3 separate regions of the Homo sapiens genome follow, and all the other regions are linked to region 2. The links are chromatin loops, found by intact Hi-C in ENCODE. Cell type or tissue: dorsolateral prefrontal cortex. All regions are shown on one strand.

The links. A loop is a pair of places that touch in the nucleus more often than their neighbours do. Peaks named below come from ENCODE experiments on the same cell type or tissue, not always from the same donor. Only the 100,000 strongest peaks of a DNase experiment are listed, where the experiment ranks them.
Region 1: a loop joins it to region 2, with 4 times the contacts of the local background. A loop is called at or near these places in 10 of 110 quality-filtered maps.
Region 3: it touches region 2 in a loop (2.7-fold over the local background); 8 of 110 quality-filtered maps call a loop at or near these places.

The regions. Positions count from the first base shown.
Region 1 is chr4:41,339,088-41,343,087 of GRCh38, reverse strand. No RefSeq gene overlaps it. Among named protein-coding and RNA genes, the nearest start is that of UCHL1, 84 kb to the right of the region's middle. In dorsolateral prefrontal cortex, CTCF peaks have their summits at 2,284 and 2,489; a DNase peak (open chromatin) is centred at 2,447.
Region 2 is chr4:41,659,576-41,663,575 of GRCh38, reverse strand. It overlaps LIMCH1 (LIM and calponin homology domains 1), which reads right to left. Exons shown (of 32, transcript NM_001330672.2): 19 at 2,066-2,156; 20 at 592-755. Among named protein-coding and RNA genes, the nearest start is that of LIMCH1-AS1, 31 kb to the left of the region's middle. In dorsolateral prefrontal cortex, CTCF peaks have their summits at 1,723 and 1,924 (motif pointing right); a DNase peak (open chromatin) is centred at 1,925; H3K27ac peaks cover 753 bases.
Region 3 is chr4:40,914,990-40,918,989 of GRCh38, reverse strand. All of the region lies in intron 10 of APBB2 (amyloid beta precursor protein binding family B member 2), which reads left to right. Among named protein-coding and RNA genes, the nearest start is that of NSUN7, 170 kb to the right of the region's middle. In dorsolateral prefrontal cortex, a CTCF peak has its summit at 1,898 (motif pointing right); DNase peaks (open chromatin) are centred at 465, 1,929 and 2,557; H3K27ac peaks cover 909 bases.

The DNA of each region.
Region 1 (4,000 bases), 320 kb after region 2:
TCTTGATTTTTGTTACTGATGGTTCAGAAAGTTTCTTTTAGCTTCACAATTCATTTTTGTCTTAGTCCATTCAGGCTGCTATAACAAAATACCATAGACCGGGTAATATGGACAACAGAAATTTATTGGACACAGTTCTGGAGGCTGGGAAGTCCAAGATCAAGGCCAGCAGATTCAATGTCTAGTGAGGACTTGTTCCTCAAAGATGGCACCTTCTACCTGAGGACACAGTGGAAGGGACCAACAAGCTCCCTCGGGCCTCTTTCATAAGGGCACTAATTCCATTCATAAGGGCACCACCTTCATGACCTAATCACATCCCAAAGGCCTCACCTCCTCATGCCACTGCATTGGGGATTAGGTTTCAATGTATGAATTTTGAAGGGACACAAGCATTCAGACCATGGCAGTTGTTGATAATGTGATGTAATTTTTAAGATTGCTGTCAAATTGGGGGAACCTCTATCAGGTTTTTTTATATGAGCAACAATATTGCAGGCCTTTCGAGTTTCCTATAGTTCAGTCCTTTAGTAGTGACCAATCTTAAATGCTCTTTGAAGCAACAGTCCTTAACTGGTTTGTCATCAATGTTCTGGTAGTAGTTGTATATTGAGCTTTATGTTACCTTTTTCATTGTCAGTACCTCAAGTTAATTAAACTAGAAATTTAATCATAGAAATTCTGATAAATTATCTATAACAAAATGTTCATAAAACTGTGCAGTGTGTTTATATATGCTCCATTATCAAGACTATTCTTGATAGACAAGATGTGTTAGTCTGCTGTCACAATGCTGTAAAGAAATACCTGAGACTGGGTAATTTACAAAGAAAAAGGCTTTAATTGGCTCACAGTTCTGCAGGCTGTACAGGAAGCATGATGCTAGCTTCTGCTCAGCTTCTGGGAGAACCTCAGGAAACTGACAGTCATGGCGGAAGGCAAATGGGAAGCAGGAACATTACATGACCAAAGCAGAAGCAAGCAAGAGAGGGAAGGTGCCACATACTTTTAAATAACCAGATCTCACGAGAATCACCCACAGCACCAAGGGAGATAAGGCTAAACCATTCATGAGAAATCTGACCCCATGATCCAATCACCTCGCACCAGGCCCCTCCTCCAACACTGAGGATTACATTTCAACATGAGACTTGGGTGGGGACACAGATCCAAACTATATCACAAGAACTTCCATTTTGACCAGGACTCATTGAAAACCAAATTCTCCATTGAAGATTTTATGTATCTGAGGATGGGAAGAGTTTTCTACAGCTTAACTCTGAGCTCCATTTCAACCTTGTTTCTCCTCCATGTCCATACCCCACGGTGCCAGCCACCCTAGGACACGGGCATCCAGTGTCTGGTGCAGGATTTCTGTGTCACGGTGCTGAGTGACAGGCATAGCAGGCAATAGAAGTATTTCTACAAGATATTCCTGTACCAGGACAGCCAGCAATGACCTACCCATACACAAAACCATGACCCATGTAAATAAATCCCACTAAATCCATGCTTAATATCTTGCCAACTCAACATACACTTACCCAGACCACAAAAATACCTGCCACCATTTCATCACCACCCATCACTAGGGGAATTGTGATGGAGAGGAAGTCCGAGTGGAAAGAGACAGCAGTCTTAACCAATTGCAGTTAAAATATATTTTACACATTTTACAAAATTTTTCAAACATATATGGCCATGTGAACATTCCAAAGGGTCTCCCCAGGGCCTTGGAAGAGGACAATTCAAGGGATGGGACATGAAGCTCAGGCTTCCTTAGCTTCCTCTTTAATTCACTTCTGGATGAGAAAAGGCACAAATGAGACCAACTCTCTTCAATCGTTAATTCAGAAGAGCAGAGTGCTTTCCAGGGAGTCTGATTTCTCACATGTCCATTGGGTGCCTGGAAGTTCAGACGAACTTATTAATGATATATTTTATTCCTAAAAGAAAACCTCATTGACAGAAAAATCAAATTTCTTTGAATGTCTATTCTTTATACAAAACGTATAAAAATTATAAAAATTTATAAAAAATTTATTTTAAAATGTTATTTAAAATTTATAAAAATTAAAACAATGACTTTCTGCATGTCATGGCTTAACTAGTAAACGATACAGCTTACCTGAGGGAGACCTTACAGCTTATTAACAATTTTCAGATTTCAGCAATTAGAAATGCTTACACTTATCTGATACTCGCAGACATCTTAACCTAACCCACAGACACCTGAAGCATTAACTAAATGTTATTTATTATCCTATTATGAACTAAAGTTAAAGCACTTTAGGAGGGAAAAACTAAATATATAAGGCGAGAGTGGTGGAATAATGCAGCCATTTTTCTAAGACTGTGTGGCAGGGGAGCCTGTTTCCTATTCTGTTCAAATGCCAGGCAGTATGGCTGCTTCCTCTGTTCCCATGGAAACCCCAGCATTGCTGAAATTCAAGTTAATTTCTTACTGCCATCTGCCTGTTGAGCTACAGGGCTTTCTCCAGCAAATACCAAGCAGAGGCCTGTGAGGAGAATGGAGTTTACTTAGGAACTCCCTGGGCTGTTTCCTCGGGAGGTCAAGATTGAAAACAGATTGAGCCGAACTTTAATACTGAATTAGTTGAAGGATGAAAGGAATTACAATATACTGTATGAGCTCTTTTTAAAAATTAACTGATGTTTAATGCAAATTGACTGCACAGGATATTACAAACAGTTCATATTACATTGGACAAAGTTTGTGTAATGTTTTGTCATCCCTTTAAACTCTAAAATTGGCAAAATTTCTATGTGCTTCTTGAAAATGTTAACGATATCTTCAATCAAAGGTCACGAGCTGGTGACCCGTGATTCAGCTCTAGGCTGCAGACATGGGTTTCGGTCTGCACGGTGTTTTAAAATAGTGCTTGAATTAATTGCCAATGTCTAGAAATTAGGAAACTTCATGGGAAAAAAAAAACACACAAACCAAAACCCTAGAATTCCATCTTTTGTCTTGAAAACTTGGAAGATGTGGCTGGCTCTGCATTCCTGCATTGTCAAAGCCAGAGCTCAGTAGCGGCTGCCCCCTCCTGCCCCTGGAAGGGGTGGGGCTGTCCCATTTGCCACAATCCCTGTCACTCTTTACTCATTTACATTTGACTACTTCATTCATTGGTGGTAGCTGCTTGGATCATTCGCATTCACAATTTCTGCCTTAAATTCATGGAATGCCCACTTCCAAAAGAGTAATACAGAAACTCTAAAACTCAAACACATGCTATCTCCCAGAATACAGTGCTTTTACCAACCTAAAACCTAGACTAGCAAAGTAAATATTAATCACTATTGTTTGCTTCTCCAGCATCAATTCTCTAGCATAAATTGCTTGATTTAAGTAATTTGCAGTGCTTTCCACTAAGGATGAGTAAAGTATAAAGCTGTAAGCATGTTGGTCTTTCCATTCTCCACCTAATATTAATAATGATCACCTGGACTTGTTTGCTTCCTGGTATGGTTTGGCAGTGTCCCCACTCAATCTCATCTTGAATTGTAGCTCCCATAGTTCTGACATGTTGTGGGAGAGACCCAGTGGGAGATAATTGAATTATGGGGGTGGTTACCCCCATGCTGTTCTCATGGTAGTGAATAAGACTCAAGAGATCTGATGGTTTTATATGGGGTTTCCCCTTTTGCTTGGCTCTCATTCTCTCTTGCCTGCCACCATGTAAGATGTGCCTTTTGCTTTCTGCCATGATTGTGATGCCTCCCAGCCATGTAGAATTGTGAGTCCATTAAACCTCTTTTTCTTTATAAGTTACCCAATCTCAGGTATGTCTTTATCAGCAGCATGAAAATAGACTATTACATTTCCTATGTGGCAGACAATAGGCTTTACAGCAACTACCTATCAAGTCATTATAAGGCTCTTCATCTTATAGTTGAGAAAACTGAAGCTTAGGAAGATCAATAAATTATGCAAAGCTGAATAGCTAGTAAATAACAATCTCCAGCTTACTCAATT
Region 2 (4,000 bases):
ACCTATTATATCAGAATAATAATTTTCTAGGTTTCTTGTTATCCAAATCCAGTGGCATCAGAATTACCATGGCTAACAAATAGATGATTATTGGAGAGAGACTAGCCAGTAAGCTGACAGGTTAAAAAGCAAATAAGCAAACACACACAGCAAACTAAAACCTAACTGCAAGGCTTTAGAACTTATATTACACTTTTCCACAAAGAATAGCCTGGCCAACATGGTGAAACCCCGTCTCTACTAAAAATATAAAAATTAGCTGGGCGTGGTGGCAGACGCCTATAATCCCAGCTACTCGGGAGCCTAAGGCAGGAGAATCACTTGAACCCAGGAGGTAGAAGTTGTGGTGAGCAGAGATCACACCGCTGCACTCCAGCCTGGGCAACAAGAGCAAAACTCCATCACACACACACACACACACACACACACACACACACACACGAAAAAGAAAAACTACAGATTAAAGATAGGAAAAAAGATGAGGAGAGAAATAAATCTTCATTATTCACAACTGCCACAGCAGCAGCTAGCTGTAATATGGGGCCATGTTAACTTGTGGGTTTAACCGCTTTCCTCCACTCTGCACTTCACCTTTTGTGACAGCACCAACTCCACCTTTCCACTCATTTCATTTTCTGGTTTCTTCTGGTCTTTTTCTTCCGACACATCATTCTTCAGCTGGGGGCTGGAGGGAAATTCCACAAAGGCCACGGTCGGGCTGCATCGAGTCACAGTTGTTGTAAAATGCTGTGGTTCTGCAATGGAGTTACATCCAGAAACGTACAGAAGGAAAAGAAAATCAAATATCTATAGGACCATTTATTCTGCAATGCCATGAAGTACATTCAGTCCATATCCCGTCCTGGCAATATAAGCTGAATGACAGTGTGCTCAGAGATATAAAAGAGCCTAAGATGCTGGAATTCCCAAAGCTCTTTCATGGTATTGAACAACAAGCAACACAAATCACGTCCTATAACCACACTATGAAGAACTTAAGTTTTTAGTAAGGGTCACGGTTTACATCTGAATAACACCACATGGAACAGAATGCTGACACGAAATATATAATTATGACAGCTGGGCTAGATAAGAGAACATCTACAGGTAGTTTCTATCCCAGTGAATGAGCAGCAACCTGATGCTTCCTTTTTTTGTATTTCAATGCTCCATTTTAACATCAGAATTTCTTAATTGGAATGTGTTACGGATTGTGGGGTATATGTATATAATGCAATGAAAATAAAGTGTTCTCTGATACATAAAGAAGAATTAGGTTCACTTTAGAAGGGGTGGAAAAGTCACTACCTAAGGGGGCATATCAAAATGTGAAGGCACAATCTAGTTTGAAAAAGTAAATGCTATTATTTTAAGTGATATTTAATTTATTTAAAAATGTTACCTAAAAATAATTTGGTAATTGACAAATTATGTTTCTCAAGTGGTAAACACTGGAGAAAGGCCTTATAAAAAATAATAATTTGGTATTGAAAGAGGGTGAGAGGTTTTACTGTTTATCAAAAGAAGAAAAGTGTTAAACATATTGATAAGGCTGCAAAAAAATATTGAGGAACAAGACTTTCGGGAACAGGGTCTTCTTCCTAAAACAACGAATACAGTATATTATACTCACTGTCCAGATTCATGGCACTATTTTATTCATTTTTAACTATATGTGAGCTTTACCATTTCAGCGTCTATTTTTATGTTTTTGACCTCTCGCTTATCTATTGCTGTTACTGTGTGTCAAAATCCTACCCTCAATTTTTAGCATGATTTATATGGAAGAACACAATATTCTTTATGATTATAGGGATAAATATTTTAAAAAACAAAATAAAACTGGGTAGCTTTAAGAAAGAGCATGGGCTCCTATTTTCACAGCAACATTAACCATACGGGCAGAACTTCCCCAGGAAGCCTCTAGGTGGCAGCACAACCGCACCACTCCTGGAGTCTAATTACTACTTTCCTGTGGCTCAGTAGGAAAAATTCTTGACTATTTCCATTACATCTTAAACAGTTACCATGATTTGCCTTAAAACTAGTCTCTTATGAAACAAACCTGATGAGGCAAGTTCTATATTCCCTTTTCTTGATTTTCCACCATCATTCTTGTCCTCTTGACTATTCGGTTCCGTTTTCTCAGTGGTTGCCTGAAAAAGAGATTTTTTTCCCCCTTGAATAAATGATTCCTTTAAAAGTTCTAAAAATTATTTTTTAAGCAGTAATTTTTAGGTCAACAAAGTGGTTTGGCCATATGAATTCCCTCTTCTACTTCCCAGGCAGCTTCATGGCGAGAGCCTGGATTGGTTGGAAGGAGACATTCTATGGAGAACAGGACACCCATGCGGTTCACCATCTCACCAAACCTCCTATGACTGCCTTGGACGCACATCCCACATTTTCTTTTCTTTCACCACCAAAAGCTCAAAATCATGGCTATCACCTACTTGTTCTTGAAAGCCTTTCAAGCTGGCTTAGGGTCATAACACCAGTGAAGTCTTTTTGTGGTTCTTTAAAGGTTACAATTAACTTCTCAGTGGCCTGTCTTGGCATAGTTGCCTGTGGCCCTTACCATTGTGGATTTTAGCCTGCAGTTCTCATCCTTCCTGGGCTCCCAGTGAATCTCTATTACTGGAGTTCTAATTCATTCTCTCCTTTTCCCTCTCCTCCCCACTTTCAGACTACTCTTTTCTCACTGGTTCTTACTCCTTTTCATCAAAATATGGGTCATTCTGAAAGATTTCAACTGGACCCTGTTTTCCTCCACTTGTGCTGAATTACCCTCAAATATATCAATTATTCCCATGGATTCACCATTACATTCTCCGTGTATAACTCGTATTTTCATCTCCAGCTGTGAGAGTCCATCAGAGCTTCGGTTTCACCTCTAGGGTCAATGGCCTTCTCCTCCAAATTTGACAATTTCTGTTTATGGCAGCAGTTCTTCCCATCACATAAACTTTCAAGTGATCTTTGACTCATACCTCATGAATATTCATCATTTGCCAAGTCCTTCTAAGTTTCTAACATACTAGTTTTCATATCAATCATTTCCTTTCTGTTTCTATGGCTGGGACTCCAGGTTTGCCTTTCTTCCTTGTTCTCCACTAAGAAGTCTCTGTGATTTGAACCTCACTGTCCAATCCACTTGGTACATCACTGTCATGTTCATCTCCATGGCACCTCCAGTAATTACTCTAATGCTTGTGTTCCTCTCTCTCAGTAGTACTTCAATTGTGTCAGTTTTATGCTTGATGGAATTTACAATAGTAAAAAAAATTGAAACAACTTAAATATCCAATAATTGGGGAATGATTGAATGAATTACTGCATGTCCATAAAGGCAATATAATCATGAAAAAATAAGATGTTGAATAATAGTTAATGATACGTGAAAATACTTACTAATGATAGGAAATGTAAACTGTATACATAGTTTGATGTTTACATGTATATGATTATATACATGCCTATACATAAACATATAGAAAAAAAGATAGTAAGAAAATACAAAAATGTTAATTGTGATTATTTTTAATGTGCTTAAGTTTTGGGTGACTTTTCCTTCTCTTTACATACATTTTATATATTCCAAAATGTTCTATAATGACTATGTATTACTTCTGTAATTGGAAAACAAAATCAATGTAATTTTACATTGTCTTTCACTGGGAGCCAATTGACTCTAGAATGAAGTCCAAAATTATCCTGCTATTACAATATTTACTTAGTAAAAATAAATAAAATGTTAAATTAAATACTAGCTAGATTATATTTTGATAATTAAAGAGAGCAAGTTAATGACTATTGCATTTTTTGGTAGAAGTTTCTTGTAAAAAGCTAAAGTTAAATTTTAAAGTGTGTATGAAATATTGCATAAATTTTAAAAGGTTTTAAGATAAAGGCTAAAGTTGGTTTCAGAAAAGGCATTATTAACTCATAAAATATCCCCATGGGTTCTCGAGAACTATGAATTTATTCGTCTCTCATAAGT
Region 3 (4,000 bases), 740 kb after region 2:
GGGTTTTATACTAGCTAAAAAAGAAAAAGAAAAAGAAACTCACCTCAAGGCTCTATATAAATGTAAAAATGGAAATTGCAGCCAGGCATGGTGGCTTATGCCTGTAATCCCAGCACTCTGGGAGGCCGAGGTGGGAGCATTGCTTGAGCCCAGGAGTTTGAGACCTGCCTGAACATAGTGAGACCCTGTCTCTGTTAAAAAAAACAAAAACAAACAAACAAAAAAAAAAACAGAGAAAAAATAAGGAAGGAGGGAGGGAGGGAGGGAGGAAGGAAGGAAGGAAGGAAGTCGTCCGAAAGAAGGAAGGAAGGAAGGAAAAAGAAAGAAAGCTGCCCCCATTTTACAGGAAAACATAGCTCCTTTGCATGCTCCTTGAGTTCCTCTGCTGCTTCTCCCCCCAGTGTTCGTGTTGTTATTGAGAGAGTGACAAGGACTGCCAAAAATGGGGATTGCCACAGAATCTGGCCTGCTGCCATTAACGGCATTAAAGCACTCTTACTGTCCAAGAGATAGGCTGTGGGTAAATAGTGTAGTGCCTATAAAACATTTTCCCCCAAATCTTTTAACTTAAAAAGTTAATACTGGGGACAAAATTGACACAGATAGCTCAGAGGTTCCCCAGTGGCACTCAAGCATGTGTTGGTGTGGCATTGCCTGCAAAACACCTTCACATTCCTATGGAGTTCTTTGTGGGCCTCTCTCTTTGAAAGATGTCTGTAGAGATGAGCTTGGCCAGTGCTCAGTAACTGTGTACTAGCCAGTGTGGGGATGTGCTAGTTCAAGCTAGTCCCTTTCCCACTAGATTAAGCTGCATAGAATTATGATAGAGTGGTTTGGCCAGCACTGGGATACGTCACATTGTAAATAAGTGAAAATATTCATAATATTGTGTTCTGTTTTATGTGCTAAAGTGTGAACTGCCATCCTCTCCTTCAAAAGCAATGTGAGAAATGGGAAGCTGTATTGCATTGTCATGGAATAAGTTTCACAGAGATTGCGTTTTGCATGTGGAATTATAACCTAGATACAGAATAAACCTGAGTCTCTGGTCCATTCATCTCTGTTAAAACAAGAAGGTTCATAGGGAGAGTTAACTGATCACTCTGTTTTTAAACCTTTGCCCTGTGGATAAAAAGCACACAGCACCCTTGGTAGAGGATTCCTTGTTTTAACATCTCTTTTTCTTAAGAAGTTCACCATTACTGTTCTGCAAATACTCCTCATCATTCCAAAGCTTCTACTTCTTTGATATCCTGTAGAAGGGCAACTCTTGGTTGATATTTTCCCAACTCATTCAAATACTTTAAGATAACCCATTCCCTCTCTGATAAAATTGACCTCAACTCCCTCTACCTTTATAATTCACAGAACTCATGTTGCTTTAATTATTTTTGGTGTTTTTTTCTCTGGATAGTCTAAATTTTCTCATTGGATGAAAAAAATTCATTGAGAGATCTTAAGTACTGGTTATCTGCTTAGCACTTACCTAGGTATTGTGGGATATGAAAAAAATACACATGGGGACCCTGACCTCAGTGGCTTGTCAGGGGACCGTAGCAGGTGGTGGGATGAGTACTGTGGACAGAGGACCCCACTGTTCACCCGTCTCTGCTGCTTCCAGCCCGGGAGACCTTGGGCAAGTCACTTCCCTTTCTTTGATGGGCCTCATCCATCAAGCTGAAGACAAGAAATCTTGGAGTTCAGCTCTAAAAGCCAGGTTCTGGGGCTAGCTGGGGAGCTGGAGTTCACTTAGAGAATAGCAGAATATGAAGGTGAAGAGATGAGCTACCATCTGCAGTTGGAGTTCAGATTTGGGATCAATAAACTTCTGCAGGGCCTCAAATCACTAGACCCACCCCAGGTCCATTCAGAAGACAGTCCCAGTTGTCCCACAGGTGGCAGTAATGAGCCGCAGTCAACACAGCACAGGAGTTGCCGCCCTGACTTGACCCTGAGTGAGAGCCCTGGCCACTTGAGGAAGCCTGCAGAAGTCTGCGGTGCAGCAGAGCCCAGGGACGTGGTATCATGGCCTGCAGGCTGTGTAGGCTGCATGATACGAAGTCCTCCCCTCTTCCCTCTGACCTTCCCCACCACAGACTCCACACTCAGGTCTCCCGTTCACTGCATACTTCTGCCCCGTCACCATCTCAAGGCTTCACAACAGGATCTCACCTGCGGTTGCTTCTCTTGGAATTTTGGGAATCCATTGCCTCGCAACATCCTCTGGGTCCCTCCTTGTTTTTGTGTGATCACCAGGGTCGGTCAGTCATGCTCGCTCTCAGAATAGTTTCTAGTTTCTGGACCTCCTGGGCTTCCTTCAGTTTCTCCCTGTCTGTCTTTCCTGGTGGCCACGTACACACAGGGTAAGACATGATTGCACAGAGACACGGGTATGTTACCTACTTGGAACAAAATCCAACCACATAAGTCTACATGGGCCAAATTGTTTCTTTCAAAGGGAAACATATCTTCTTGCATTTTGAAAATCGCAGCTCAGCCAATACTGAGGAACAGTTGCCAATCTCCATGTGCAGAACGGGTGGGAAGTGACTATCTTAGGAACATGACACATGCTTCTGGAACAGGCTTGCCAATGACAGCATCCACTTTTTGCCTTCTTGTGAGCAGAAGCCACAAGGGAGCACTTCATTCTGTCTGTCTGTCTGTCTGTCTGTCTTCAGGTCTAGCCTGAGAGATGTCTCCTCCTCAGATACCTTCTCAGCTCTGGGGTTAGGTTTCTAGCCTTAATTCCAGTCTGTGGCTGACTGTGGTCTCCTTTTTCATGTCTCAGCTCTGTGCACATACATTCCTCCCCGTAGGAATTCATCATATCTAATTTACAGCAAATTCTTTAGAACAACTACCTAAAATGTTTTCTCTTCTGCAATTACCATGCCTATCTTGGCAGAGAGTTTCTTTGTATTTACTTCACCTTTGCATTACACACTGAGTTCCAGTCGGTCAGGGACCATTTCCCTGAGTGTTGGGCAGTTACCAAAGAAACTCTTTAAAGACAGACTTCACTCACACAGGGCCCAGGACCCTGCAGTGCCAGCTCCACTCCCTCAAGGCAGAGCTTCCTTCTTATTAGTCACAACTCTGGCTAATGCTCTCAGGACTTGGATTTACTCATTCGTGAAATGAGATGGCCGGGTTCCGGGGTCCCAGAGCCCTTGTGTTCTGGGTCTCCATGCTGTGGTTAAATGCTCCTCCCCCGAGAGCACAGTGCAGAATCCCAGGAGTCAGCCTGGAGAGCTCAGACTTCATAAATCTTCTCTCTGGGGTTGGGAACAGCCGTGCTTTTAATTGAAGTCTTTGTAGGTCTTTGCACGTTATGAACTCACTGAGTTCATTTCAGACACTTTGCAAAAAGTTGCAGACTTTTCATTTCTTGGTGACTGGTACAGTAAAACCTTTCTTAGAAAACAACAGTGAAAAGTGAAATTAGCCCTGAAGATAGTTATCAGTAACTTTTACTGAGTACCAGGTATTGTTTTAAGGCCAACTTCGCAGATATACATTCATTTAACACTCACTAGGATCAGGCTCTGCGCTCCGGGGCTGAGGATACTGCAGACCAAGTCCCTGCCTTTGTGTAACGTACATTCCAGGGTGTGGAGAGAGAACCACACAAGTGGAATAAAAGTACATCAGGTGAAAAGACTTACTATGGAGAAAAACAGCAGGGAAGAGTGTGAGCGAGTGCCAGGAGGAGTAGCAGCTTTAAGTAATCAGGGAGGCTTCCCAGAAGGTGACACTGAGTACGAGATGAGAGAGGGAAGCAGGTAGATTGGGAGGGTGGGGGGAGCCCATGGTGATGAGTCCTTAGTGGATGAAGGATTGGCCTGGAGGCCACTGTGCCTTTAAGCCAAAGGAATAACCAGTGGGGACAAGAGTCGGATAAAGTGTTTGAGAGGTATTTCACAGCAGGCAATGTCCTGAGTTATCTTTTAGCCCAAACCCTTCTCCCTCCTCAACTGCCCCCTTCCCCTCTCTTGTC